Regions from separate parts of the Homo sapiens genome. Here regions 2, 3, 4, 5, 6 and 7 are each linked to region 1. Evidence: chromatin loops called from intact Hi-C (ENCODE). Cell type or tissue: heart right ventricle. All regions are shown on one strand.

The links. Peaks named below come from ENCODE experiments on the same cell type or tissue, not always from the same donor. Only the 100,000 strongest peaks of a DNase experiment are listed, where the experiment ranks them.
Region 2: it touches region 1 in a loop (2.8-fold over the local background); 20 of 110 quality-filtered maps call a loop at or near these places.
Region 3: it touches region 1 in a loop (6-fold over the local background); 20 of 110 quality-filtered maps call a loop at or near these places.
Region 4: a loop joins it to region 1, with 13 times the contacts of the local background. A loop is called at or near these places in 75 of 110 quality-filtered maps.
Region 5: a loop joins it to region 1, with 2.9 times the contacts of the local background. A loop is called at or near these places in 10 of 110 quality-filtered maps.
Region 6: it touches region 1 in a loop (11-fold over the local background); 36 of 110 quality-filtered maps call a loop at or near these places.
Region 7: a loop joins it to region 1, with 7 times the contacts of the local background. A loop is called at or near these places in 82 of 110 quality-filtered maps.

Annotation. Positions count from the first base shown.
Region 1 is chr4:120,047,726-120,051,725 of GRCh38, forward strand. No RefSeq gene overlaps it. Among named protein-coding and RNA genes, the nearest start is that of MAD2L1, 17 kb to the right of the region's middle. RefSeq lists an enhancer at 1,974-2,353. In heart right ventricle, a CTCF peak has its summit at 2,354 (motif pointing left); a DNase peak (open chromatin) is centred at 2,316; H3K4me3 peaks cover 568 bases; H3K27ac peaks cover 589 bases.
Region 2 is chr4:119,792,997-119,796,996 of GRCh38, forward strand. No RefSeq gene overlaps it. Among named protein-coding and RNA genes, the nearest start is that of LINC01365, 9.5 kb to the right of the region's middle. In heart right ventricle, no CTCF peak of the experiment used is centred here; no DNase peak of the experiment used is centred here.
Region 3 is chr4:119,783,952-119,787,951 of GRCh38, forward strand. No RefSeq gene overlaps it. Among named protein-coding and RNA genes, the nearest start is that of LINC01365, 19 kb to the right of the region's middle. In heart right ventricle, a CTCF peak has its summit at 2,212 (motif pointing left); no DNase peak of the experiment used is centred here.
Region 4 is chr4:119,312,792-119,316,791 of GRCh38, forward strand. No RefSeq gene overlaps it. Among named protein-coding and RNA genes, the nearest start is that of FABP2, 7.3 kb to the right of the region's middle. In heart right ventricle, a CTCF peak has its summit at 1,762 (motif pointing right); no DNase peak of the experiment used is centred here.
Region 5 is chr4:119,802,798-119,806,797 of GRCh38, forward strand. LINC01365 (long intergenic non-protein coding RNA 1365) reads right to left here and starts at 1,720. Exons shown (of 4, transcript NR_174111.1): 1 at 1,655-1,720; 2 at 1-95. In heart right ventricle, no CTCF peak of the experiment used is centred here; no DNase peak of the experiment used is centred here.
Region 6 is chr4:119,690,025-119,694,024 of GRCh38, forward strand. LOC105377397 (a long non-coding RNA gene) reads left to right here. Exons shown (of 3, transcript XR_939161.4): 3 at 3,086-3,505. It also overlaps the pseudogene LOC124900920. Among named protein-coding and RNA genes, the nearest start is that of PDE5A, 63 kb to the left of the region's middle. In heart right ventricle, a CTCF peak has its summit at 2,178; no DNase peak of the experiment used is centred here; H3K4me3 peaks cover 1,811 bases; H3K27ac peaks cover 3,301 bases.
Region 7 is chr4:119,556,964-119,560,963 of GRCh38, forward strand. PDE5A (phosphodiesterase 5A) reads right to left here. Exons shown (of 21, transcript NM_001083.4): 7 at 3,333-3,400. Among named protein-coding and RNA genes, the nearest start is that of PDE5A, 70 kb to the right of the region's middle. In heart right ventricle, a CTCF peak has its summit at 2,280 (motif pointing right); no DNase peak of the experiment used is centred here.

The DNA.
Region 1 (4,000 bases):
AGTAACCAGAAGCGAGAAGAGATGGCTATACAAATATTTTTTTAAAAAAGCTTTAAATCAGAAAAGACAAGAACAAGAGACAAAGGAGGAGACAAAGAAGGACATTGCACACTTAGAGGGTTCAACCCAGCAGAAGTTATAACAAGTATAAACATGCATGCATCTAAAAACAGTCAATTAAAATACATAAAGCAAAAACTGAAAATTGCATGGATAAATAATCAGTTCTACAATAATAGTTGGAGATTTTAATATCCCACTGTCAATAATGAATAGGACAACCAGACAAAAAATAGGTAGGAAATAGTGAACTTAAACAACACATGAATCAGCTATATCTATCAGACAAAATTATGATTACAAAAAGAAGCATGGTGGTTACCAGGGGCTGGAGGGAGGGGAGAATGAGGGGTTATTGTTTAATGGTAATAGCATTTCCATTTTACAAGATGAAAAAGGTTATGGAGATGGATGGTGGTGATGGTTGCCCAACATTATGAATGTATTTAATACTACTGATTGTACACTTAAAATAATATGATGGCAAATTTATGTTATGTAAAAAACAATTTAAAAAACTAGAAAAAAATGAGAAAAAAGCCAATAAAAATTATTCTTGTTATTTATTTTAATTTGATAGATGAGCTCTTAATAGAATAACAGTGACAGAGTCTGTGTCTCAGTCAGCTCAAGCCACCATAACCAAATCCCATAGACTGGGTTACTTAAACAACAAAAGTTTATTTCTCACAGAAAAAAATTATTTCTCACAGGAGGTTTAAAGTCCAAGATCAAGGTGCTGGCATTTTCAGTTTCTGGTAGGGGCTCTCTTTCTGGCTTGTAGACAGCCACTTTTTAACTATATTTTTACATGGCAGGGAGAGAGAGAGGTGAGGGCGTCAATATATGAATTTAGGGGGACACAATTCAGTCCATAGCAGTCTCTCATTTATTTCTTTAAACTGAATTTTCACCCTAAAAATCACATAGAAGAGATAGTACAAGGTGATGCTATGCCAGTAATACCAACATTTAAGCACATCACAAAGACAAAACTACACTATTTCCTCTTTCTCTCTTTCTCTCTCTTTCTCCCTCTCTCTCTTTCTCCCTCTTTCTTTTCTATTTTCTTAATTCTATTTTTTCTCTTAAAATTTTTAATCGATGATAAAATGTCTGTATAGAAAAGGAGGTTGTATACTGTTAAGAGCATGAGCTCTGGAATCAAACTACTACCTGGTTTTGAACCCCTGATCATTACTCACTACCTATGTGACACTGGGAAAACCAGTTATACTATTAAAGCCTCCATGTCCTCATCTGCAAGACAGAGATGATGATAAGTTACCTCATAGGGTTGTTATGAATTTTAAATAATACCATAGAAAACTTTCTATGGTACCCAACATAGCAATCTCTCAGCTAATGTCAATTATGCTTATGGGAAGACTTTACATTTCAAAATAGCAAGCAATATTACAGATATTCTTCCATGACCAAAGGGAAGGCAGAGAGAAAAGGTAGTAAAGTCAATCGAGCAACTACAGGTGGCCAAGCTCTTTGCCAGGTAGTTCATGTACATCATTTGCATTTCCTCGAAGTAGCCTTATGAGATAAGAATTTTCATTTTTACAGATGGAGAAACTGAGGCTCCATCAGTTAAGTAACCAAGAGCCACATACCGAACAATTCAGAGAGTCCAGTGTGTCTGATTCCAAAGTCACATGGTGTTTCCACAACGAAACATTGTTTCCTCCCAGATGTGTGTTGGCTCGGGGGGCAGGACTATATTTTAAAGCACATCGCATTTAGGCAGGCTCCTAAATTATTTAGCTGGCATGTACATGCGAATATCGTCATCATCCTTCAGCGTTTGTATTCGGTGCTCATACTCCACTCAATCTCTCCTCCCCAAAATGGCTGGTTCTGGAACCCCTAAGCACTTGGCAGCATGTTACCAACTCTCAGACAGGAAGTTTTCATTCTCTTCCACAGTTGATAGTCGATGCCTGAGACTTTAAGGAGCCACACCGCGGGCTTGAGAGACGCTGGGAGTCGCAGTCAGGACTGCGAAAGAACTCAAGTGATGATTCACCTCCTGAGGTCTACTTGCTCACATCTCTATGGCAGATACCGGGCTGCGAATTGTGGCTCCCTTTTGACTAAACCTTTTCACTCCCTGCTTAGCCTGGTCTCTATCCTGGGTCACTGCCACTGTGAGTAGTTTCGCTTCTAATTCTGGCCATCTGGACCTCTACTTCCCAGTTCCTGATTTTTGCCTCCACAAAGTGAAGGATGCCCAGGCCCTGAGAGCAAGCACGTACTCCACTGCCCTTTGCTGCCCTCTGCTGACCATAACTGGAAATGATGGTTACTCTTTCAGGCCCTGTCTCAAGGCAGGTACTACAGTGAGAAGAACGAAGCCTGGAACACAAAATTTTGAGGGTGAGCCCCCAAACTAACTAAATTAGATAAATAATATTTTAATGCAATAGTTTTAAAAGTCAAAATAACTGTAAAAAATACATGATGAACAAAATATGTAAATGTACCCTAAATCATACTCCTAGCTTCTGTGTACACAAGCCATGGCATCTGTCTTTTTATTAAAGGGAAAGTCCTAGTATCACAGTAGAAAACCATGCTACCAGTATTGATCACCTTTTTTCCATCATTCACATAGATTTTTAAAACTCACAAAATTTAGAAGAAATAAACAGCAAAAATGAGAACGTCCAAGTGGAGCAGATATACTAGGTGACTCCTGAAGAAAGTAGGTAATTAAGAGAACAGAAGAAAAATTGATCTTTCAACAAATATTAACATCTTCATAGTTAAGAAGCAAATGAATGGGTGGCTAGAATCAAGCACAGTAAAAAATGTTTATGTTTTATGTTTAATTTCTTGGATATTAAAGATATAGGCTAAATGAATAATTTCATAAGAAGGCTTGAAGATTGAGTTTATGGACTCCTTTTCTATCTTGTCACTTGGAACATTCATCGTTCAGTATTAATGAACTAGATTACATTTTCTCCCCTTAATAGGTAGACTCATGCTATTTGATCAATCAATAAGGGGTAATTCAATAATCAGGATAATGAAAATGCTATTTCAATTTGTAGAGTCAACAAATCAACGAAACTGGAAGACAATAATAACTATAAAAGAGAATCTAACTAGTATTAAAATTGATAATGGAAAAAACACAAAAGTCTGAATGTTAAGGTAGCAGAGAGATGTGGCCAGCAATGTCAGACACAAATTCTTGTACCTTCTATAGCAAGGAATCAACATACTAAAATTGATGTAACAAAATATAGAGCTTGAACATATTCTTTAAAATTATAAAGATAACCACCAGAAGAAAATAATATGACTAGAAAAACTCAGGAGTAGATGGATAAAGAAATACGAACTAAGTTTCTCATCTTTCAATAGATGTGACCTAAAGTTGAAAAACAACAACAAAAAAAATAGTAATATTAACATATGCTTAAAGGTATGGTGATAACCACTAACAGAACAAAACATGTTTGAAAATAAGGAGCTAGATTAGACGTGGGGAGTGGGGGAATGAAGACAGGTGGATAATTTACTCTTCACTTGGTACCATTCTGTACTGTTTGATTTTATTAACTTATGAGCATATTAATTTTACACTATAAAAGTTAAAAAAATGAAAACAAAACTTTCTGCAGCTGCAGCTCTTGGCACTATTTCTTTCCCCAGCTGCAGTCACTCTCCTCATACTCATGGTTAGGTCCAATTGAGACAGGAAGAAATTAAAGGGCAACAGAAAAAGTACCTGCCCTGAAGTTCAGGGTTTCTGGGGTCTTCTTTCAATTTACTGTGTTCTGTCTTTACAGGGGCCTAATTCTTTGGAATACTAACTTTTGACTATTTCAGTCCATCAGATCTAGAATCTCCTTAAAGCTTTGCTAAACTTTGACATCATTCTCTTATTTCTTGAGAAGAGTAAGCTTGACTCCCTGGCTCT
Region 2 (4,000 bases), 250 kb before region 1:
GGTAATTCCTGTATAGCCACCTACAAATGTCTACAAGATCTTTGTAAAAGAATGGAGGACAGAAGAGACAAATGGGTTGAAGTCATGAACTTGGTAGTAATCTGGTTCTGAGTGTTAATTGAAGTGAAGTTCCTTGATGAAATCTACAGAATGCAAAAGAGATTAAAAGAGCCAAAGTCTCTTTTGCATCCAAGAGACACTCACATCTAAGAGGCAAATGAAAGAAGGGATCCGGGGAAAGAAAGGGAGGCATTTCTTTCAACAGGGGAAATTATTTTAATTTGAAATTCAATGAGGAGATAATGTCAGTCTCAAGGAGTTAATTTGAAATTTTTTCTTTTAATATTTAATATATATGTTCACCCCTTATAGGCAGTAGATAAAATATTCTCCATTTTCATAATTTTCTTAAGGTAAAAGATAATGATCATTTAATGTATGTTTAACTTTTGGTTTGTGGAAGGTCTTTCATGCTTTGTTTTCTATTTAAGTCTTCAATTACTTCTCAATAGAGAGCATAACAAGAAAAATTCTGATTTCCTTCCTTGCATCTAAATCTGTATTTAATAACTGAATGTCTGTAAACAGTACCAGGCAATGCAGTAATTATACGATTACTAAAGGGCATTGTTGGTATGAACATATTTCATTTAGATGCAAACTTTGGTGCTGTATTTCAGACACTTCAGAAATACAGTGATCCACACTAGAAATTAGCAGAGATCTACAACATATCGATACTAACGGTTTATAACATGTTTACAAATATTTCTCTATTATTTGCTCCCAAGATGACAATTACTGTAGGTTTACGAAGGGGCATGATCTAGCTCTTCTGCCCCATATTATGTTTCAAGAAGGACCATGCAATTGAATCTTTAACCACATAGATTAAGTACTGATTCTTCTATTTCTTAGATGTTATTCTTGGGCAAGTTGGTTCAGTTTATTTCAACAATTTTTTTTTACCAAATTTCTATTATTACCAAGTACTGGAGAAACAAAGCTAAATGAAATATATATATGCATAGAACATTTCATAATAATAAGAGAAGTAGGCACAGGGTGCTGTGAGTTTGAAAGAGATTCTTCTCATTCAGCTTGAGGAATAAGAGGTGGCCAGCATTTCTGAAGGAGAAGGTGTCCGAGATGATTTTTAGTCAGGGAAGTCATCACCTTTTCTCCACCCCAAACCTGGTCACACATGTTCGTATCTAAAATTCTCTTTTATTCCACTAAAAGAGAGCAAAAATGCAGTGCAGAATGAATAATAGGGTGTGCCTGGGGAACCAAATGTAGTTTCATATTACCAGAAATTAAAACACGAGATGTGGGTTTCTCGAAGTTCAGGCAGATGTCATGGAGGCTTCACAGGCTGGGATGAAAGCTTGGCATGTAATTGAAGTGATTTGTTGACATAAAAAAAGCAGTCACAGTTAAATTTGCACTGCTGTTATATAACTCTGGTGGCAGTGTGTAGGGTGTATTTGAAGGGGGCAAATCTGGAACCATTTTTAATTCTTCAATGAGGCATGATAAGGGCTTGAACTTGGCCATGATAAAGTCTGGGAAAGGAAGGGCACAATTAAGAAAAAGTAAGGAGGCAACTACTTATGACAATGCTTGTTGAGCTAGAGAAAGCACAGCTTTAAGAGTGAGTGAGGCCTGAACTTGAACCCTAGCTTAATTACTTAAAAGCTTGAGCCTTTTACAAGTTACTGTAATTTTTGATTTTCTGTAATCCTGAAAGCGAGGGTGACTTTGCTTTGTGTCATCCTAGGGATTAGGCATAATTTAAAGCACCTGAAATAAATAATTACCAAAGGTCGGTTCCTGGTTAACATAAGTAAACAAGCCTGTTTCCCCTACACTTCCTTGTACCTAAATTCCCCTGCACTTCCTTGTACCTAATCCTTGCCCTCTGCCTCAGGGTAAGAGAACAGCTGCCTTCAGCTTATTCTTCCCCAAAGCTATGCAGAGCCTTCTGACCTTTCAGAAGGTTTGCGCCCTTTCCCTGTAATTTCTGCCACCATACTGACCGATCTCCTACATGACCTTTTAGGCTCTTAGCTTAAATGCCATGTGAATAGGGTCATTGTTTTAGGTTATGGGTCTCTTTTTATTAAGGGACACTGTAAGAGTCCTTTCAAAACCATCATAGACAGAAATACTTGTTATAAATGATAATAATAATATTAGTAAGCAGGGTGAAAAACAGTGGCTGGAAGAATGTCATCTGTCAGTGGATATGCTCATTCACGGGCAGGCTCTACTTTTCATGTGTTAACTCTTCCCATTTTACAGATAAGAACACGTAGAGAAAACCATGGAAATTAATAAGCTTTTCAGAGAAATATATGCTCTCCCACCTCACATTCAAAGATAAAACTTGACGTGGATGTTGAGGACTTGACTAGAAAGAGAAGTAACAATTTCCTGATTTCTACTTCTCAAATGCATTTTGAGATCCTTCTCAGTCACCAAGTTTGATATCAGGTGTTATATCCTGAAGTGGCATAGCCTTGGTGGAGTCTTCTCAATGGGTGAATTACCACCAAGATTAGCAATTATCATTAGAATTATTGTGATGGATAAATTCAGTTGTAATTATCATTATGGTTTATCTACTTTTCTCTGCGGGTTTGTATTAACACATTTTGGTAAGACTACAAGTAACTGTCTCTAGTTAAAAAAGAAAAGTTAAATGGACTCTGAGAATTGTTTCATATATCTATTATCTACCTTCACTTGTGATACCAAAGAAGTAGTTTATCGGGCACAGATGCTACAGCAATGTTTAGTATATACGTCATACATCGGTTGGAATAGAAAGGGTTTTGAAATTCTCTAAATCCAACTCAGACTGATACTAACTTATGAATAAGCAATATCATCTTTTTTGGACAACTATTGACTATCATGTCCATATGTGTTTTTCTAAAGGCTTTTATATGGTGTTTTGATTATGTCATAATCAATAAATGTCAATTGCTGCATTTCATCAAGTAACTGCCACAGGCCCCTGCCCAAACATAGCACTTTTGATGACTCTGTTACCAATAAGCAAGATTTAAAAACAAAACAAAACAAAAAACTAGCCATCAGTCGAAAGTTTGTCTGTTGGTCTACTTTCTAAAGGGTCAGGAAATGAGTTGCAGATGGATCAGTATTTACGTTCCCTGACATGTCCTGAGGGCTTGGTGGATGTTTCCTTCAGTGTCACCACAACACAGCATTTAGGGCTTCCATTTAAAAGGAGCCCCTGCTTAAGAGAGAGTAGGAGGAAGGGGGCTCCACATGGAGCCGTAGGAGTGTGAGTGGTTCAGCACCCTTTTCTCCAGGTGAAAGTTGCTGCTCACTATTACAAAGGGTGGACTTTGTAACACTCTTTGTAACACAGAGAGAAGATCTGTGTTTGTCTGGGGTGGTTGTGGCCAGCCTCACTGTCTTCCTTTCAGCTTCTCCTTTCCCTCCTCAGAGACTTGTCCTGCCAGTGACACTCTGACATGAGTCTTCAGGTGGACACTGTCCTCCCATTCTATAGGGCTTGGCCCAAATATCACCCCCCCCACTTTTTTTTGAGATGGAGTCTCGCTCTGTTGCCCAGGCTGGAGTGCAGTGGCATGATCTTGGCTCACTGCAAGCTCCACCTCCCGGGTTCACATCATTCTCCTGCCTCAGCCTCCTGAGTCGCTGGGACTACAGGCGCCCGCCACCATGCCTGGCTAATTTTTTGTATTTTTTAGTAGAGACGGGGTTTCACTGTGTTAGCCAGGACGGTCTCGATCTCCTGACCTCATGATCCACCTGCCCTGGCCTCCCAAAGTGCTGGAAATATCACCTCTTTACAGGCAGTTTTTCTGACCATCTTCTCCAAGCAGATGCCACTTACTCCATTTTGCCATTGCACTCACCTATTTTCTTCACATCATCTCTTGCAAGTTCTTGTATGTAGACTTTAAAAAAATGACCAGTCATCCCTTTTGGGCTATAACTTCAA
Region 3 (4,000 bases), 260 kb before region 1:
GCTATTAACATTTGGCTCCTTGTTGCTTATGCAAATTTCTGCAGCTGGCTTGAATTTCTCCCCAGAAAATGGGTTTTTCTTTTCTACCACACAGTCAGGCTGCAAATTTTCCAAACTCTTATGTTCTGTCACCTCTTAGATGCTTTGATGCTTAAAAATTTCTTCTGCCATAATCCCTAAATCATCTCTCTCAAGTTCAAAGTTCCACAGATCTCTAGGACAGGGGCAAACAGTCACCAGTCTCTTTGCTAAAACATAGCAAGAGTCACCTTTACTCCAGTTCCCAACAAGTTCCTTAACTCCATTTGAGACCACCTCAGCCTGGGCTTCATTGCCCACATCACTATCAATATTTGGTCAAAACCATTCAACAAGTCTCTAGAAAGTTCCGAACTTTCCCACATCTTCCTGTCTTCTTCTGAGCCCTCCAAACTGTTCCAAACTCTGCCCATTACCCAGTTCCAAAGTCTCTTCCACATTTTCAGCTTATTTTTATAGCAGTGCCCCACTACGTTGGTACCAATTTCCTGTATTAGTCCATTTTCACACTGCTATAAAGAAATACATGAGACTGGGTAATTTAGGAAAGAGGTTTAATTAACTCACAGTTCCACATGACTGGGGAGGCCTCAGGAAACTTGCAATCATGGCAGAAGGTGAAGGAGAAGCAAGAACCTTCTTCACATGGTGACAGGAGAGGGAAGCAGGAAGAAAGAGCATTCAAATACTTATAAAACCACCACATCTCATGAGAATTCACTCACTATCATGAGAACAGTGTGGGGGAAATCACCCCCATGATCCAAGCAGCTCTTTTCCTTAGACACGTGGGGATTACAAGTCCTTCCCTCGATATGTGGGGATTACAATTTGAGATGAGATTTGGGTGGGGACACAGAGCCAAACCCTATCAAATATGCTAACTTAAAAAACAGAAGTTTGCATAGGAGATACAAATTTGTAGAATATAAAGGTAATATTCATCAGCAAAGTCCTATTGCATTTTAATTTCAAAGGGATTAAATTATACATGGTTTAAGTTTTTACCTGAAGACGTATATTAGAATTAATTATTTTGTTTTTCAGTTTTAATGAGGAAACTTTAAATACCTGTTTTTAAAGTCTGCATTAATACTGTTTTATTCTAATAATAGCTCTCAGCTAGCAGTACTGTTTTTTAACAAACATTTCTTTTTTGAATACCTATTATGATGGTCAGTGCTAAATTGTCAATGGGATAGGATCCAAAGGTAAATTTGATAAAAATTCCTATCCTTGGGAGACATAGAAAAATACATGCACTTTTTTTTTATTATTATACTTTAAGTTCTGAGATACATGTGCAGAACATGCACATTTGTTACATAGGTATACATGTGCCATGGTGGTTTCTTGCACCCATCAACCCGTCATCTATGTTAGGTATTTCTCCTAATGCTCTCCCTCCCCTAGATCCCACCCCCTGACAGGTCCCGGTGTGTGATGTTCCCCTCCATGTGTCCACGTGTTCTCGTTGTTAAACTCCCACTTATGAGTGAGAACATGCGGTGTTTGGTTTTTGTTCCTGTGTTAGTTTGCTGAGAATACATTTAATTAGAGTTAACTAACTACTTAGAGAAGTACTTCTAAAATTATTTTGGTCTCAGGACTCCTTCAATCTCTTCAAAATTATTGGGGATCCTAAAGAATTTTTGTTTGTTTAGCTTATATCTATCAATATTTACCACGTTAGAAATTAAAACTGAAAAAATTTAAAATACAAGTATACAATAATAATACATTACTTTAAGTGTCAGTATGATCATCTTATCCCATGTCATGTAGCCTCTGCAAAACTCTACTGTACATACACTTATGAGAAAATGAGAATGAAAATGCAAAAATGTCTTAGCATTAGTGATAAAATATTCTTGACTTTACGAAGCCTCTGAAAGGGTCTTCAAGGCCCCCAGAGACTATAAGTTATCAACCAGTAAACTAGAGGAGATGTTTGATGCTATAGTTGATACGTCATCAAAACATCATGATGATACAGGAAAGAGAGTAATTTATATCAATCAATGATTAAAATTGTTAATGATTACCACTTCACTAATACTGGTCTCCAATTGATCCTAGATTTCAATAAAAAGCAAATAAATGAAATAAATAGCAACAATAGTTTTTACCAAGTAGTTCAGTTCATGAAATGAAGGCATTCCCCTGCCACCTGGTGGCAAGGTGTCCTAATTAGGTATTAAGGGTTTTTTTGTTTGTTTTTTTGAGTGGCACACAATTGCAATATATCTTAGTTGCAAATTTAGAGTTTTTTGAATGTTGATTCTACCACTAAACATTATAAAATTATATTTGGAACCTCTGAAACATGCCAACCTAATGCTAAATAGTTCTTCAATACAATAAAAGCAAATAGGCTAAAATCCAACTGTGTTTTAAAGAACCAATCATTATGCAAGGTTTCCATAGTGCTTTGAATATAGTTGGACTTCAAAATTTCAAGGTGACAAAAAGATAAGTTTTCTTTGTTATTCTCTAATGCATTTTCTCACCGTGTAGTAAAAGAAACAGTAAGAGGAGTCTACAACTGCTACTACATTTAGGTTTTGTGAGCTCAGCCTGGGGTGGGAGGTTGAGAAAATGTCCTAGAAAAGATCACTGTAGCAGACTCCGATTCCACTCTACACAGAGAAGTTCCTAAGGGAATGTATGTTGCTGCAGCAGATGAAATACATCAGTACATGGATACCTGGAAAGAGCAAGTAGGGCAGCAATGGAGGACCAGAAGAACTTCAATCCTAAGAAAAATGGTAGGATGATACGAAATTGTCTGAGGCTATTACTCTTTCTTGGGTTAAATCATATTATCTTCCTTATGTCTTGTTTCTAACCATGACAATAAGACTAGATTTTATTATTTTACTGAGGCACTTTTGAGCTTTTGTAAATCAGTAACTTACTAACTGATAATTTTCATAAGCTTTTAGCATCCTTCCCAATCTTGAGAGGTACAATATAGCATAGAGTAGTGGTGCCAACCTGGGAGGATGTGAACATTTTGCAAGACACCTAAACATGAAGAGTTTTAAGGGAATCAATTTTCTGACACTTTACTTCCATATGTAGCTTTTCCCCAAAATTGTTCTGCCAGAAATCAAGCCTATATTCACAAAAGCCCAAATACCACTTTATGAAGGATATGCAAATTCCTCATTCATTTTATAAGTTACTAAGGTGCATTACCCTGAAGGCTAAACAAATCTGGGTGCCTAAGGAAGGGGAGGCCTTTCCCAGTGATTAATCATAGTACCATGAACCTAGAGGGCTTTTAGGCTCTCCCAGCTTCATACATACTTTTGTTAAGGATAAAGCCTAGAGGTAGAAATGATATTTTTGCCACTTAAGAATGCGGTGAATTCAGGTAGGTATAAAGGTATAAATTTTTATTTAGCAATGTTGCTTCTTTCCTTCTTTTGGTGTTTTTTTGTTCGTTTGTTTGTTTGACAAGGTCTTGCTCTGAGACAAGTTCTTGCTCTGTCACCCAGGCTGGAGTGCAGCGGCACAATCTTGGCTCACTGCAACCTCTACCTCCAGACCCAAGGGATTCTCCCAAGTAGCTGGTACTACAGGTACACACCACCATGTCTAGCTAACTTTTGTATTTTTTTAAAGAGATGGGGTTTCACTATTTGCCCAGGCTGGTCTCAAACTCCTGGGCTCAAGCAATCATCCCCTCTCAGCCTCCCAAAGTGCTGGAATTACAGGCGCGAGCCACTGTGCCCAGACTTCTTTTGTCTCCTATTTCAAAAAAATTCTTTTTTGAACTTCCATAAGGAAGTTCATTAAGAACATAGCAGAAAGAGCATCAGTAACAATTATTAAATGCTTAAAAATAATATTTTCTGCATATTTAAATGACAGGAAAGCTTTCCTATTCTTCTCAATATTATTCTTTAGTATTTAAAAGCACCAAAGAATAACCTAAAAACATACAGTACTAAAG
Region 4 (4,000 bases), 730 kb before region 1:
TGTTATCTCACCCCTCTTTTCTTCTATCCGGTTTTTGTTTACTAGAACTCATCATGACTGCTTTTACCTCATGGCATCTGTTGTTTGCTTTTCCATCTGTATCTTAACTTTTGCCCATCATTACTAGCTAATGACTTTCTCTGTGTATTGAAGTCAAATTCTCAACAGAGACCCTACCTGGTTTTAATTAATGAGAATTATTGGTCTTGGACAGAGTTCTCCTATCATTGGCTGCTCTCAAGTATAGAAATTGACTGCCCTTGGGTCAGGTGGCCATTTTTGACCTAATCAGATATGGCTAGGGTGATCTGGTTCAGAATAAGTTTATCTGTTTGTAAAGAACAACAAGGACTTATTCCCTCAGTAGATCTTCTGGGTTTAAGAAAGAATGGGGAAAGCTGGCTTTCTGAGGCTGGGGCTGCCCAGCATGCCCCAAATTACAATCATTAATATTTGCTATGTGTTAGAGGGATACAGTGTGGGGTATAGATATAAGACCCTATCCTTGCCCTCATATAGCTCACAAACTAGAGGAGGCAGGCAAGCAGATTGAATATAGAGTAATGGTATTGCTGGAGTTGAACACTTTGTGCCATGGGAACATGCAGGACAAACACTCAGTCTGGACTGGGATTGTGAAATAACCTCCATCTTTACTGAGGTTTCTCTGTTCCAAGTATATGTTAAAGAGAGGAAGTTCTGTGTCACAATGATGCCCTTCAGTATCCTTTTTTTAAAAAAAATCTTGTTTAAAAGTTTCTAAATTAAAACCCAGTGAAGGCATTGAGCATATACTCCTTTACCTAAAAGACATTTTGTTTTCAAGTTTAGGAAGAGTACTGTTCTTTGACTTTCAGGTGTTTTCTCCAGTGAATATAGTGAGTGTGCCAGAATCATTTGATAAGAACAGTTACACTACCTGTAATCTGAGAGATGTGGCTTTGAAACTGGGCTGACATTTAGGGAGCACTTCCTTGCCTGTCCTCCTTCAGAGTTCTACTACTCCTTCATTTCACAGCAGTCCTAACTACTAATTGTTTAAGCTCCCTCTTTCATTCCTGGAAATCTTGATTACATGGCAGGGAGGACTTCTCGCAATCCATCATTCTAATGGAATCTTCAATGAGGATATATATGGATGAGAGAAGCCCTCTGGAACACTATGCTTTATCCATGACTATTGATTTCCACCATTTGCTTCAAACTTTCATCTTCTGCCACTGTCTTGCATACTCTTCTTTTCCAGTCAATTCTCCAGTAAAATCTGTTCCAGACAATAGCTTGAAGGTTGGTCATCGGGCCTGAAGGCAATATACACCACCCTGCATATTAGCACCCACTGAGTGAGAGTATAACCCTACTCTAGATGACCATCCAATGCTGAAGATGATGATGCTATTCTTGGTATTTCGATTCAGACCCAAGATGAGCCTGAGAGTTTGTATCCATTTGAGGAAATTCTTAATCACCTAAATATCTCTACCAATAGTGTTCATCATTAAATACTTGCTGTCTGGCACATAGTGCTTTTTTAAAATTATTTTTTGTTCAATAAATGAAAGCAGTTTTAGTGGATCGGTTCAAGAGGAGTCTTTGTATTAGCTTTGTTTAGTGTGGAGTTTGGAACTGAAGAAGCATTTAATAATTAACATTTTAAAGTGTAGACTACGGTATATCAGACCTTTCTGGAACACTCCCTAGACACTGAAATGCGGCAAAGACACTGCATTGGAAACCTCCGAAAGAGTCTGTATCCTTGGCCAGCAGATGGCATTCTTATACTATAGTTTAGAGAAAGCAAGTAGCAAAAGGTAAAGAAGCACTTCTTAATGATGAAGTGACCATCTACCTCCTTTTTCCCTTCCCCATCACCACATAACCTTATCTCACTTCCATTTTATCCCAGGCAACTATCTTTTCCATCCATCCATTCACCCTTCTTTAGGTGCCTAGAGATGTCTTGCTACCATTCTCTCTAGTTGCTCATAGGAAAATATCTTTTGTACTTATTAATAGTCAATCCATAGAAATAGGACAAGCCACATAATTTTCAGGGCCCTGTGTAAAATGAAAATGCAGAAGTTGTTCAAAAAGTATTGAGAATTTTAGGACAGTAAGAAAAGAGCATTAAACCAAGCACAGGGCCCTCTGAGCCCACACAAGCCATACACCCATGAAACCAGCCATACTTTATAATGTAAATATTTCCCTCTTCCCATCCTACCTTCCATTGTTCTAATGTCCTGTCCCCTGTGACCCACACCAAAAAGGCTGCTTAAGAAAGGAAGGAATCACTAAATGTCATTCAGACATCATAGAATCTTAGCACTGAAAGAAAATTTGGAGATCTAGTTCAATCCTCTCATTTTAAAGATGATTAAACTACATTCCAAAGAGATGAAGAGACTCTCCCAAAGTCCCCAGCTAGTTATGTCACAGACTGGACTGGAACTAAGTATTCTCATCTACCAGGCCAAGGCTCACTCTCTCACGCAGACTCCATGAGAGGTATTTTAAGAAAAGAGTTTTCCCATCTACTCAGGATATACTTTGCCCCATTTTCTCTAGAGGAGAAGGGTACATGTTTATGTTACATTTGAGTACCAGGTATATGCCAGGCATTACACTCGATGTTTTATACATAATACCTCAATTGCAACAAGCTCAGAAAATCATTACATTTTCCCCATTTTTCAAATGAGAAAAATAGAGAATCAGAACTTGAATTTTAGTCAGTAAATGGGCAGACAAGAATTTGGGCAAGTCTGTGATTCTAAAACCCATTCTTTTTCACCACATCATTCCTAAATTTTAGGAAAGCTGAGTCAGCCTGTGTTTCCTGAACATTGGTCTTGTTTTTGGTCAGCTCTGGGTGATTTGGGGACTCTTTCCAGGCTATGTTCTTCAAATTTACCAGGTTTGCTACTGCCTTGGTGTCTTTGCTCCAGGGTGTTTCCTCTGCTTGAAACACTCTTCCCCCAGATATTTCATGAAAAACAGGACCACGTGTTGGAGAGGTAACAGGGCATCTGATCATATAGGGTCTTACAGGTCATTGTAAGAACATTGGCTTTTTCCTCTGAGTGAAAATGGAAGCCATTGCAGCAGTTTGAGCAGATAAGCGATGTGATCAGATTTAGATTTTTAAAGGATCCTTCTGGCTGCTGTGTAGAAAAAGAGACTAAAGGGGTGGAGTAGGGAAGGTAGAAGTTCTTGGGCTTTTTAGAGAGTTGTAACAGTAATCCAGGAAAAAGATAATGGTGGCTCATACTAAGGTGATAGCAGTGGAAGTGATGGGAAGTGGTTGGATTCTGGAGTTATATGTGTATGTAAGTACTATATTTTTAACTTCTTGTTATGGAAAATCTCAAATACATACAGAAGTACAGAGATGAATATAATGAATTCCTGTGTTCCTATTCAGTGAACCTATCATATGTTATTATGTGTCAGGCACTTTGCAACAGCTGCAAGAATTGCCAACTTGTATCAATCTTCCTCCCCAACCCTAGATTGGGGAGAAAGCAATTTGAAGCAAATCCCAGATACCATATTGCATGTGTAAATATTTCAGCTTCTACTACTCCAACTGCTTCTGACTGCCCCGACATTCTGCTATCTACCCTATGGTTACTGCTTGTTCATAGTTTCAGGTACTCATGACTTCTACTTATTGTCTGCTCTATTTGTCCTCTTTAAGCCTTTTTCCTTGCTATCAACTACTAACTGTGTACTTCTCAAATTCAAACTCCCTAGAAAGAGGTTCTTGCAGGTTCAGTTAGTTGTCATTTTTCCTTCTACACAGAGCTCATGATCTGGCCAAATTGTGGTAGATTGGCTGCTCTTGGGTCAGGGACCCTCTTTTGGCCAAGCAGGGTGGTGTAATGACAAGGTTGGTTTTCCCGAAAAACGGTTGTTGAAATGGAAGTCACTTAACAAATAATAGGCTGTTCTCCAATACTAATAAATAGTGGAAATTTAATTCTAGAAAGGATATAAA
Region 5 (4,000 bases), 240 kb before region 1:
TGAGACTCAGGGCCATTTCTGAGGACACAGGGATGGAGCACTGCAAGAGTTCTTGGGAGAGCTTGAAATGCATCCTTTGTATCTGCGGCCAGGGGCTGTAGAGAGAATGTCAATGACAGTTGCTTCAGAAGTCATGGAAGTAGGGGGTGGGAGGGAATATTGGAGCTGCTCAAGAGGCTGCAGACAGACAGACAGACAGAGAGAGAGAGAGAGAGAGAGAGAGAGAGAGAGAGAGAAACAGAAAGGCAAGTCTACTTTCCCACTATTTTATGGAGCCTATAAGGCAAGGGGAAGCAGTGAGGTTGAGCTGCCCTGATGAGACACTGCCCCAGGTTGCTGCCTTCTCCAGAGAAGAGATCCTAGGAGTGAGGAGCTGTGAGGTGGGTAGGTCACTAGGGCCTGAGGCCAAGGGAAAAATTAAGAGATCAGTCAGTACATCAGCCATGTAGGGAAACTACGAAATCATTCTTTTCCTCTAATCTCCATTCCAGTTGCACTGAGTGTGGAAGATTCACAAGTAGGGAAGTTGCAGTGAAAAATCAAGGGAGGGAAGGAAAGGGGATGTGTGTGTGTGTGTGTGTGTGTGTGTGTGAGAGAGAGAGAGAGAGAGAGAGAAAGCTGATTATACTGACAGTAACCTACTGTCTTGCAGTTCTCCAAACCCAGCTCTGAGCCTAAGTTGGATGGGGCTGGGGATAGTTTTGTTACATGAGGCAATAAAGGATACAATTGGACTTGTCTGGACTTTGTAACACATAAAAATGAGTTGTAATTAATGAAATAAGATTTGTTCTTATAACTGGAATGACCAGAAAGTTAAGGAAGCATCCTCAGATTATCCTGGGAGGATGTTGGGGCTTTGTTTTGAAGGCAGTGATGAGAAACAAAGTTATTTGCCACCACATTGACAGAGACTCATTCCATGTATTAGTTTTATATTTCTCTATCAGTTTTAACAAACACACTTCTGGAATTTAGTTTTACTTAATAATAATAATAAATATATATATTTTTCTTCATAGAAATTGGATAATCAGTTAATATATTTTGGGCAGGTTTTATTATTAACACACATAGATTAGTATAATTATTTTTAGTGACTCTACAGTAATCCACATTATGGATTTTCATAAATCCTTCAGTTGAAGAATATTTTTGTTTCTGTTTTATTACAAGGAATGCTGCAGTGAATGCTCTTTCACACATAACCAAGCATTTCTATGAGCTATCTATAGGATAATTTGATAAGTGGTATTACTGTTTCAAGGAGTATGCGTACAAATAACAGCAAGTGTACTTAAAATTTAGAAAGCTAAGGCAAATTAATTTTTTGAAAAGTTTCAAAAACGGTGTATATAAACCTTTTTTTAATAGTTTTATCCACATTGGATCTTATTCAACATTTTAATCTCTATAGGTATCATAAGGAAAACTATATAGTGCCTTTTTGCTGTTTTGATCTTAATGTTTTTGAACAAAGTTGATCATATTTTCAAGTATTGTCCTTTTCTAAATATTTAATGATTTAGGTAATACATAACTACAAGTGGCTCATAAAAATTGAAGTGTGACAGAGAAGACTAAAGTCTCCTATGATTATGAACTCAAATCCTAGTCCATTTGCTATCCTTCTCTTTCCACACCCCCATCTCACCAAATATTCCCTGTGAGGACCACATCTAATTCTTTAACCTGTTTCTTCTGATGTTTTCCTTCATATTTCTAAATGCTGTGCTTTTAACAGCTGTGTCTTTATTAAATTGTGACATCATCTTTTGACTTCTTTTCTAGGCATTTTTGCCCATTGACACCATCTTCCTAATTATGACATCATTATTGTCTTGTTTATTTATTGATTTCTGGCTTACATTGGTCTTCTTTCTCTAGTTACATTAGGTAGTAACTTAGATGATTAAATTTTTATCTTCCTTCTTTTCTTCATATGCATTCAATGCTATAGATTTCCTTATGAGCGCTGCTTTTGCTATATTCCACAAATTCTGATAAGTTGTATTTTTATTTTATTCTACTTTAAAATATGTTTAAATTTCTCTTGAGACTTCTTTGACCCATGTATTCTTTAGAAGTGTATTGCTTAATCTCCAAATATTTTGGGATTTTCCAGCCATCTTACTGTTATTGATCTCTAACTTAATTCCAAGGTGCTCTGAGAGCATATTTTATATGATTTCTATTTTTTAATTTGTTAAGATAAAGATGTGTTTTATAACCCAGAATGTGGTTGACCTTGGTGCATGTTACATGCAAGCTTGAGAAAAATGTATAATCTGCTGCTGTTGCATGAAACCTTCAATAAATGTCAATTAAATCTAGTTGATTGATGTCCAGTTGAAGTATATCCTTATCGAATTTCTCCCTGTTGGATCTGTCAATTATTGATAGAGGGAGCTCTTATTAATATCTGCAGCTCCAGCTATAATAGTGGATTTATCTATTTCTCCTTGAAGTTCTATCAGTTTTTGCCTCACTCACGTATTTTGTTGCTTTTGTTAGATGCATATACATTAAAAGTTGTTCTATCTTTTTGGAGAGTTTATCCCTTTATTATTGTGCAATGTCCTTCCTTATCTCTGGAAAGTTTTGAAGTCAGTTTAATTTGTGATTAGTACAGCTACCTTAGCTTTTGATTAGTGTTATCACCGTGTATTTTTCTTATCCCTTTACTGTTTATCTGTGAAGACATGTTTAAAATGGGTTTTTTGTAGACAGTTGAGTCTTGTTTTTTCAACCACCCTGATAGTCTTTTTAGTTGGTATATGTAGATATTTACATTTTAAGTGGTTACTGATATCATTGGATTAATTCTACAATGTTTGTAACTGTTTTCTATTTGTTGCCTTTGTTCTTTTTCAAAAATTTTTTTCCCACATTTTATGCCTCATCTGTATTTTTCTTTATCGTGGTAAAAAATGTATACTATGAGATATACCCTCTTAAAAGTTTTTAAGTGTATAGTACAGTATTGTTAACTAAAAGCACAGTTTCATACAGCAGATATCTAGGACTTTCTCATCTTGCATAATTCAAACTATACCCATTGAATGCAACTCCCCATTTCTCTCAACCCCCAGTCTATGGCAACTATCATTCTACTCTGCTTCTGTGAGTTTGGCTATTTATTTACTTACTTTAGGGATAAGGTCTTGCTATGTTGCTCAGGCTGGAGTACAGTGGCTATTCATGGGTGCAATTACAGGGGACTACAGCCTCAAACTCCTGGCCTCAAGTGATCCTCCCACCTGAGCCTTCTGAGTAGCTAGAACTACAGGCATGTACCCACCATGCCCAGCAATTTTGACTATTTTGTAAACCTCATATAATTGGAGTCATGTAGCATTTGCCTTTCTGTGACTAGCTTTACTTAGCATAATGTCCTCGAGGTTCATCTATACTGTTGTATGTGGCAAGATTTCCTCCTTTTTTAAAGCTTGCTATAGCTTTGATATTTGTCCTCTCAAATCTTATGTTGAAATTTGATCCCCAGTTTTGAAGGTGAGTCCTAATGGAGGCAGATCTCTCATGAATTGATTAATGCCCTTCCTGGTTGTGAGCGGTGGGCGGCGAGTCAGTTCTCACTCTATTAGTTCCCACAAGAGCTGGTTGTTTAAGAGAGCCTGGCACCATCCCTCTTACTCTCTCTTGCTTCCTTCCTTTCCATGTGATCTCTGCATATGCTAGCTCCCCTTCACCTTTCTCCATGACTGGAAATAGCCAGAGGCTCTCACCAGAAGCAGATGCTGGTGCTGTGCTTCTTCTACAGTCTGCAGCATTTGATCCAAATAAATCTCTTTTCTTTATAAATTATTCATCCTCAGGTATTCCTTTATAGCAACACAAAGTGATTAAGGCAAGGCTGAATATATATATATATATATATATAATGGACATTTAGGTTGATTCTACATCTTCTTTTTCTTTTTGAGACAGGATCTTTCTCTGTCACCCAGGCTAAAGTGCAGTGGCATGACCGTAGCTCATT
Region 6 (4,000 bases), 360 kb before region 1:
TCCAAATTTTATTACCAATGGAAAACCCCCCAAAAAAGGACATCAAGTTTAAAATTTAGGTACATCCCAGCTTCTTTGCATAATGTAGAATCATAGAAGTTTAGAGCTAAAATGAACTTTGTTTCTCCATTGAGTCCCATGTCTTTGGCTGCCTTAGAAAGAAAAAAGATAAGCATAATACCTTCTGACATATGCCAAGCGAAGTACAGCATTAGGCTTTTTATATACATATTCTCTATACATGTATTTTATAATCTTTCAAATTCTTACAATAAACATCAATTTAGGAATCATTATCCCCAACTTATAGTTGAAAACTCTGATGTTAAGAGAATTTAGGAAGATTTTAAGATTTTTAAGGGCAGAGGAAGCACATATTTTTAAAAATTACTCTGATTGTACCAGAGAAAACATTTTCAGGGTATAAATGCAGATATGAGAAAACCAGCTGTGGCTTATTGCATTAGTCTCAGCAAGTCAGGATGTCAGCCTGGATTAGAGTCAGTTGAGATGAAGAGAAAGAAAGAAAATCAGTAGAAATTTAGAGTATAGAACTGATTGGACTTGGTTATAGATTTGTTGTCAGAGGAGAGGAGAAAGAGAAGAAAGCCACATTTGACAACCAGTGTTTGGCTGGAAGAACTGGCTGGATGGTGGAGTCATTTGCAAAGATGAAAAATCCTAACAAGAGGATTTGGGAAGTGGAAATGAGGCAGGGAGCAAAGGATGGGGAAGGAGATTGTGAACTGCCGCCATGATACAGGGAATTTTTCAAATAGGTTTTATTTTTTGGATTGTAGATCTGGGAATACATATTCTATCAAATGCCCACTCAACCCCTTTTTTTCTCCCCTCATCCACATGGCAATCCCAAGGGTTCTTGAGCCTTGAGTTTGAAAATGCAGATGCTAACTGCATTTTCTAGATAGCTGTAGAGGTTGACATTTATCAACTCACTTGATCTAAGACCATGTTGTAAGGAAAAAGGCTTTGCTGCAGCCAGGCGGGCATAGGCAGAGGTAAACATCCTGCATGACTCAGCAGGATTGGAGTGCAGGTGCACATTCCCATGTTTTATATAATCACAGCTATGTAGACATAACATAGAGAAGCTCATCACCTGGTTCTCAGCCACTGTGGTTTGTGAGGTGTATAAATGTAACACTGACACTGTGAAGGAGCTGCTGAATAAAGCCATGTCTCATCTACCTGCTGTCTCTTGAGTGTTCTTCTAGCTCACTGTGCCCCATCTACCTACTCCCCTCAGACCTCAGCTGGGGCTTGAACCTGACATATGTGATCCCCTTAGACTTAGCTAGATTTTGGTACATTGAAAGAAAGGGTATTATTTTAGAAGAATAATGTGTAATAAGGATATCACCTGAGTTTAAACTGGGATTTTTAAATTTTGGTGTGTGTTTGATAAAAAGGTGCAGCTAAAAGCTCAAAGAGGTGATTTGTGTGAAATAATTTACATAAGTAGGAAAGTGTCTTCAAATAAAAGGGTGTGTGGGGGTAGAGATGGAAAGGGATATGAACGGACAAGAGGCTCTCTCCTTTACTGATGGGTCTCATGGTCTCAGTCTGAACCCTGATGGAGGCAGGGGCTACAGGAGGACACTGAAGATTCCGTTTTCCCAGGCATGGAGTCACCTATCATGTGGCTTAGGGGCTAAAGGGATGAAGCAGGATACAGGTTAGGGAAGAGCACCATTTTCACCGTATCTGGGGATAATACAGCCTGGTTCTGAAGTGATAAATGTTGTTTCAACTTGAGGGTTTGCACTTTAGGTTTGCACCAGGATAGGTGTTGGTACTATGAACAGGGAGCTAATGTTCAGAACCATTCTCAAGTGTTTCTGCTAGCCCTCAACAAGGGATGCCAGGCAGAAAGATCTGGGAGGAGTTCTTGCCAACTCTGTTCTATCTATCTGGGGACTACAGAAATATATAAATGAGACTCTGCAATTATACATAGGGCCATGAGATTGAGCTATGCTGTATTGTGGTTCTGTTTGTAAACACAGGGTGGTGAGGCCTGGGGTAAATGGGGATTACACTAGAAAAGTAGTATGCTTCAGAACAACTGATGGAACTTATTTTAAAATGACCCATGCCCATGCCCCACCTCCAGAGATTCTGATTTAGAAAGCCTAGGGTGACATCGTGGCAGCTGTGTGGTGCCAGAGCTCCATGAGTAGTTCCAATGCTTATGCTTGGTTAAAAACCACTGCATTTAATTTGTCAGAGTTGAGTCAGAGGTGGAAATGGCTAGCAAAGGAGAAGAAATTTAGATTTTTGGAAGTATTTCCCTTTTTGACTTTGTTTTATATTCTTGTCTCCTTCTCCCTAGCTTTCCACATTCCTATCAAAATAGCTTCCTTTCCCTAATATTGGTTTTCTTAATTCCTCACTGAAGCTTTCTCCGAAGGAGAATTACTGGAAGATTCAGCCAGCCTTAGTCTCTTCATACTTGGACTCAGTTGAAAAGAAAATTTAAGAATGCGAACATCTTTTTTTTTCTTCCATAGAAGAAAATGGCTCACAATCTTATTTTGTTTGATCAGCTCAATATTAAATAATTATGTGAATATTTTTCTTGAAGCATCCTCTCTCTTCCACTACTATTTCCACAGCTCACTCTACTGTTATTTTTTGCTTAAAAGTTATCAATGGAATTTAGACATCAGTGTACCTTCAGCTTTATTTCTCCAGTCTGGTTCCACAGGCTGCAAAAATAACCCTCCAGAGTTGTAAGCCACAAAAATGACCCCTCACCAAACACATCTTAGTCCATTCCTATGTAAACTAGGGAAGTATGTCATTCTTTTGTAGAATCTATATCTATAGTATTAAAAATAAACTGGGTTAGTGACTTAATTCTTGTTCAATGATTCCTTTATTTTCCAATGTTATTTACAATTTTCAATACAATGGCATGCTTGCTTTCTTGAAATAAAGCTGAAATAAAATAACTGTAACAATTTTTTTAGTGCAAAATTTCAAATGTCCATTCTATTAACTGAGACAATAGAGGTCAAAGTCACATCAGGAATTAAACATATCTTTCTCCATTTATTCCCAGGAATGAAAGAGAGAGAACAGATCAGTGTTCAGTTTGAAAGAGCCATAATTCAGCAGTCTTTCTACATTACCTCTCAGAAGAAGGAGCCTGCATGTCTAAAGAGAGAAGTGAAGTTTAAGTACTGGAAAAAAGGAAAGTCTTCAGCCTTGGGAATGTAATAACCTGGGGTCAGCTGAGAACCCTGAGGAGGACTGACCCAATCAGCTGCTGGGAGAAGCAACATAACTGTTCTGCTGGAGGGAGAAACAAATTCTAATCAGATGTGAACCAACTATCCAGGGAGCTTCTGTTGTCATGAGAAAAGGAAGTGCTCTTCCTTTCAACTGGAAAACTAGAATGTACCACTTTTTTTTTTTTTTTGTTAATGCTCCCTCTTTTCTTTTTTTATTAGCTTTGTAATAAAAATTTAATTTAAAAGTTGATATGCAAACAAGTGTGTAACAATCTGAATATTTAACATTGATAGATCTATTTTAGAAAATTAAAGTGAATATATCTGAGTTTTAGAGTTTAATGTTTACTGCACACAGGATGAAACAGAAACTAAACTTTGTTACATTTTTAAAAAATTCTTTAACTTCAGTTGGATTTACTATTTGTAAAGTGAAAAGAAACTCTTTTTCTCCAAAATTTTTGTCCTTTACTGAGTGACTTTAGAAAATTGATTTCACTATTCCAAGTTTTAGTTTTTTATTCAGAAATTAAGAAATATGTCAGTATGTGTCTATTATTACTATAGATCGCTTCTTGGCCTTTTGGCTAAGATCAAGTGTATTATTATTATAGAATGGGTTCTCAGATAAAGAAAAAACTAAGAATTTTCTCAGATTTTTGGGAGTATTTCATTATAAAAACAAAAACTATGTAAGATTAAATTGATATTACCTTTTCAATGGACTCACTTGAAAAAGAGTT
Region 7 (4,000 bases), 490 kb before region 1:
CTGATGGGAATATTATAGTGTCCTTTAGAATGTGCCTCAGAGCTCCAATTGTAGAAAGAGTAGCTGACCAATGTCTCAAGTTGCTGTGCTCTGGAAGCCATCAACAAGTTTGCACTGAGGTCACCTCTACCAGGGTTGATCCCAGAGAAAAAGACTGAGCACACTAGGGACACTAAAGTAGGCCTAATCCTGGGAGGCCCAGTATTCTTCTCACAGTAAATTTCAGCTAGAGGACTTCCCAGCAGCCTTGCCAAACCTTCCTTAGAACTGTTCAGCTGTCTAGGATACTTCTGTACAACTTTCCTTCCTTCTTCCTCTCCTTAACTCTGGGTCAGACTTTCGTGTTGGTCTGATGGCTTTCCTGGCTCCTTCCCTCTGGTTCTCACAGGGTGTTTTCTCTAATAAATTTCTGCACATTTAATCTAATCTTGGCATCTGTTTCTTGGAAGACCTGGACTAACTCACACATCTAAGGCTTTTTGTACAATGTGTATCAATGAACTGTATATGAGTGCATTGTTGGGATGAGAGAATTAGGTACGTGGAGCTTGAAAAGATAAATTTCTGTGCTTTAGAATTAAATGGGAGTCACTGCAGGTAATGTAAACCAAAGACAAATAAAAAAAAAATCAAAGAGACATGGAAATAATAGCTAACACTTACTGAATGCCAGAAATTTTCTGAAGCATTTTATATACATTATCTTATTTGATTCTTAGTACAATCCTACTACCACTACAGATGAAGAAACTGAGGCTTTGAGAGATTAAATAATTTACATGAAGTCTCACAGCTAGTAAGCCCAGTATGTGGTGCAACTTAAATACTTACATTTAAATACAATCAATCTGACTTCTACATTCTTCTACACTGTATCCACAATTTTTTAAAGTAGTAGTCTTTACTTATTTAATTACACTTATATTTTCTAATATGATAATCAATAACAAGTATAAACTAATATGTATATTCCAAGAAAGTGACCTAAAAGGATTAATTCTATGTATTTATCATTTTATGACACAAATGTGCATTTGTGAATGAACATAAAGTTAATTAGTATGGAATTATAGCACTAAAATATCTACTTCTTAAAGAGCTAACATAAACGGCACAACATTATACTCATTTTTTTCCTTCTAATTGGGTGGCTCTTGAATTGAAGCACAAAAACTCTAAAACTTCCCACCATGTGGAAATGAGCCTCCCTTTGGAAATTCCTGGGCAACTCAACTCCCAAGAGCTTACTATGCTTTATCCCTTTTATGATATGCTTCTAATAATTATGTGTAATGTTCACCCTGAATATGTTGTTTTACATTTAACATTTCAAAACCATCTTCAGTATATTAATTTATGAGGTCATTAGTGGATTGGTTGGAAAAATCTCGAATGAGCTATACTTTTTAATTGATAAATAACTTCCTGAAAAGAATGATTTGCTTACTGCTAACATCAAATTGCCTAGTACTTCATCAAATTGAGAGATGGCAAAGTTTGGATTGGCAAAGTTTTTAATAATGAGAATTGGAGTCCTAAATCCTACCAATAATCAGTTTTAGGAACAAAATAAAGAATTTGCTGGTGAAAAATAAGTATCAATATTAGTTTTGCCCTTTTTCAAAATGTTAACATTACTAAACACCATTTTAAATTCAGTTACTGCAAATTTAGGCCTGTTACCTAATTTTTATTAAAATAAAAAAAATCTCAGAGGCCTTTTACTGTATCACTATAATAAAAGCTAACTTTACCATCCCAGCTAAAAACAGTGAAACCCCGTCTCTACTAAAAATACAAAAAATTAGCCGGGCGTAGTGGCGGGCGCCTGTAGTCCCAGCTACTTGGGAGGCTGAGGCGGGAGAATGGCGTGAACCCGGGAGGCGGAGCTTGCAGTGAGCCGAGATCCCGCCACTGCACTCCAGCCTGGGCGACAGAGCGAGACTCCGTCTCAAAAAAAAAAAAAAAAAAAGCTAACTTTAAATGTTTAGTTAACATAAGCTATTACTGTTGAAATGATTTTCATTATTGTAAAGTCAATTAATAAATCAGTTAAAATGATCCATGTAAATTAGTCTCTTTTAAGGTAATCACACTGACCTATTTAACCTTTATAAAAAATATCTTTATACTAAGACTGTCTTGGAATCATTAAATCAATAAGTGGAAAGATCCTTTCCATTTTTCCTACAGAGAGGGAATGTGGTATTTAGAAACAAATATATATATAGCAAGACATTTTTGTGTTTTTTTAAATGCATATTTACCAGTAGAGGTCACTATCACACCAATTCACTGGATTTGTCCAGCTACTGCTAAAAGAAATTAGAGGGCCTGGCTGAATTTATAAGAAAAAAATCAAAAGCCAATACCTAAAATATAATACACAGGGATATGCTGCTGCACAAATATTAAAAGATAATGTAGATAATTCATCATTTTGGACTTTTAATATGATTATCATACTGATGTTCCTATTGTCCCATGGAGGTAAAGGTAAATATATAAACAGAGATGCCTATATTTCTATTTATGTATAGGAACTCATTATTTATGCAAGCCAAAAAGTAAAATATTCAAATATTTACATATGTCCTACCTAGAAACTTTCTAAAATCTTCTTTCCAAAAAGGAAAAAAGATATTACAGCATCATAAAATTAAAATAATATATATTAATGTGCACATTTTCAGACATTTCAAAAGGATTCAATACTAACTAAAACAATGTCAAATCTGCTAGAAAATGCAATGGCACAGGAGCTTAGGACAGAATAGGTGTGGAGACGGGATATAATCTTCAATGCATGATCAGCAAAGCCAAGAAGGAAATAAAGGTCAGCAATTCAATTATGACCATGTGAACCCCAAATTCCAGGACATCAGAAAACTCTCTGGTTAGACAATCCATGGTTTATCTCCCTTGACTACTCACTTCATGCCCAAGTCAGCAGTCAAGGCTTAAAGTCAGGTCTACCTTCTGAGTCAAATGAATTCCCCATCTGCCTCCAAGTTACACCCCACCCTTTGCTAATTCCTAAAATCCTTTAATAGGAGAAAAGGCCCTTCCTTGTACCACATTGTCAAAATAATAGTCTAGTAATGAGTTTTGATTTAAATATAAATACTTAACAAAGTAACAACTTTAAGTCACTGTGGTCAATAGTCTCTCCATCTTGATGGAGGACGACTTAGGACCGTAAATGTGAGAAAAGACAAGAGACAATAAAATAATCTGTAGCTTATATTTCTTAAATCAAACTGGTCATGAAATAACTATTTAGCCAATATTATATCATGTGATAAAGACAAGTAGAGAATACGTGCTTTTACCTTGTTAATGTATCAGATGATTTTTCTAATTCCTCACACTCCATGTGAAACACACTAGAAAAAGAATCCTAAAAACAGACAACACAGGCTGAGAAATAAGTTTGACAAGGTAATGAAAACTATCTAGATACAGACATACATGCTATGGAATTGACAAAAGACCCCAATACTTGTAGTATATTTTTACTTATTCTTGGACAAAATAGACCCAAGTACTCATTTTATGACATCCTCAAAACTGCTTCCCATTTAATTAAAATAAAAGTTTCGTTCATATAATTTCTGATTTTCTCTTGGAAGAATGATTATATGAGGACTATTTGTTTTTTTCTAGGTGCTGATGGATTTATTAGTTTCAAAATTTTTTACACTTATTGAAAATTCTCAAGTTTTGGCTTTTAACGCTTAAGTACATTGATTGTTGTTAAATCCCAGGTAAAGAATCCCTTCTTAAAAAGATGTTTCATTCAGTAATACTTTATGTGATTATTAAAATAACTGTGAAAATTTTAACAACATAGAGAAATACTTTTGAAATTACATTAAAGGTGTGGTGGTTCATGCCTATAATCCCAACACTTTGGGAGGCCAAGGTGGGTGGATCACTTGAGGCCAGGAATTTGAGACCAGACTGGCCAACATGGCAAAACCCCTACTCTACTAAAAAT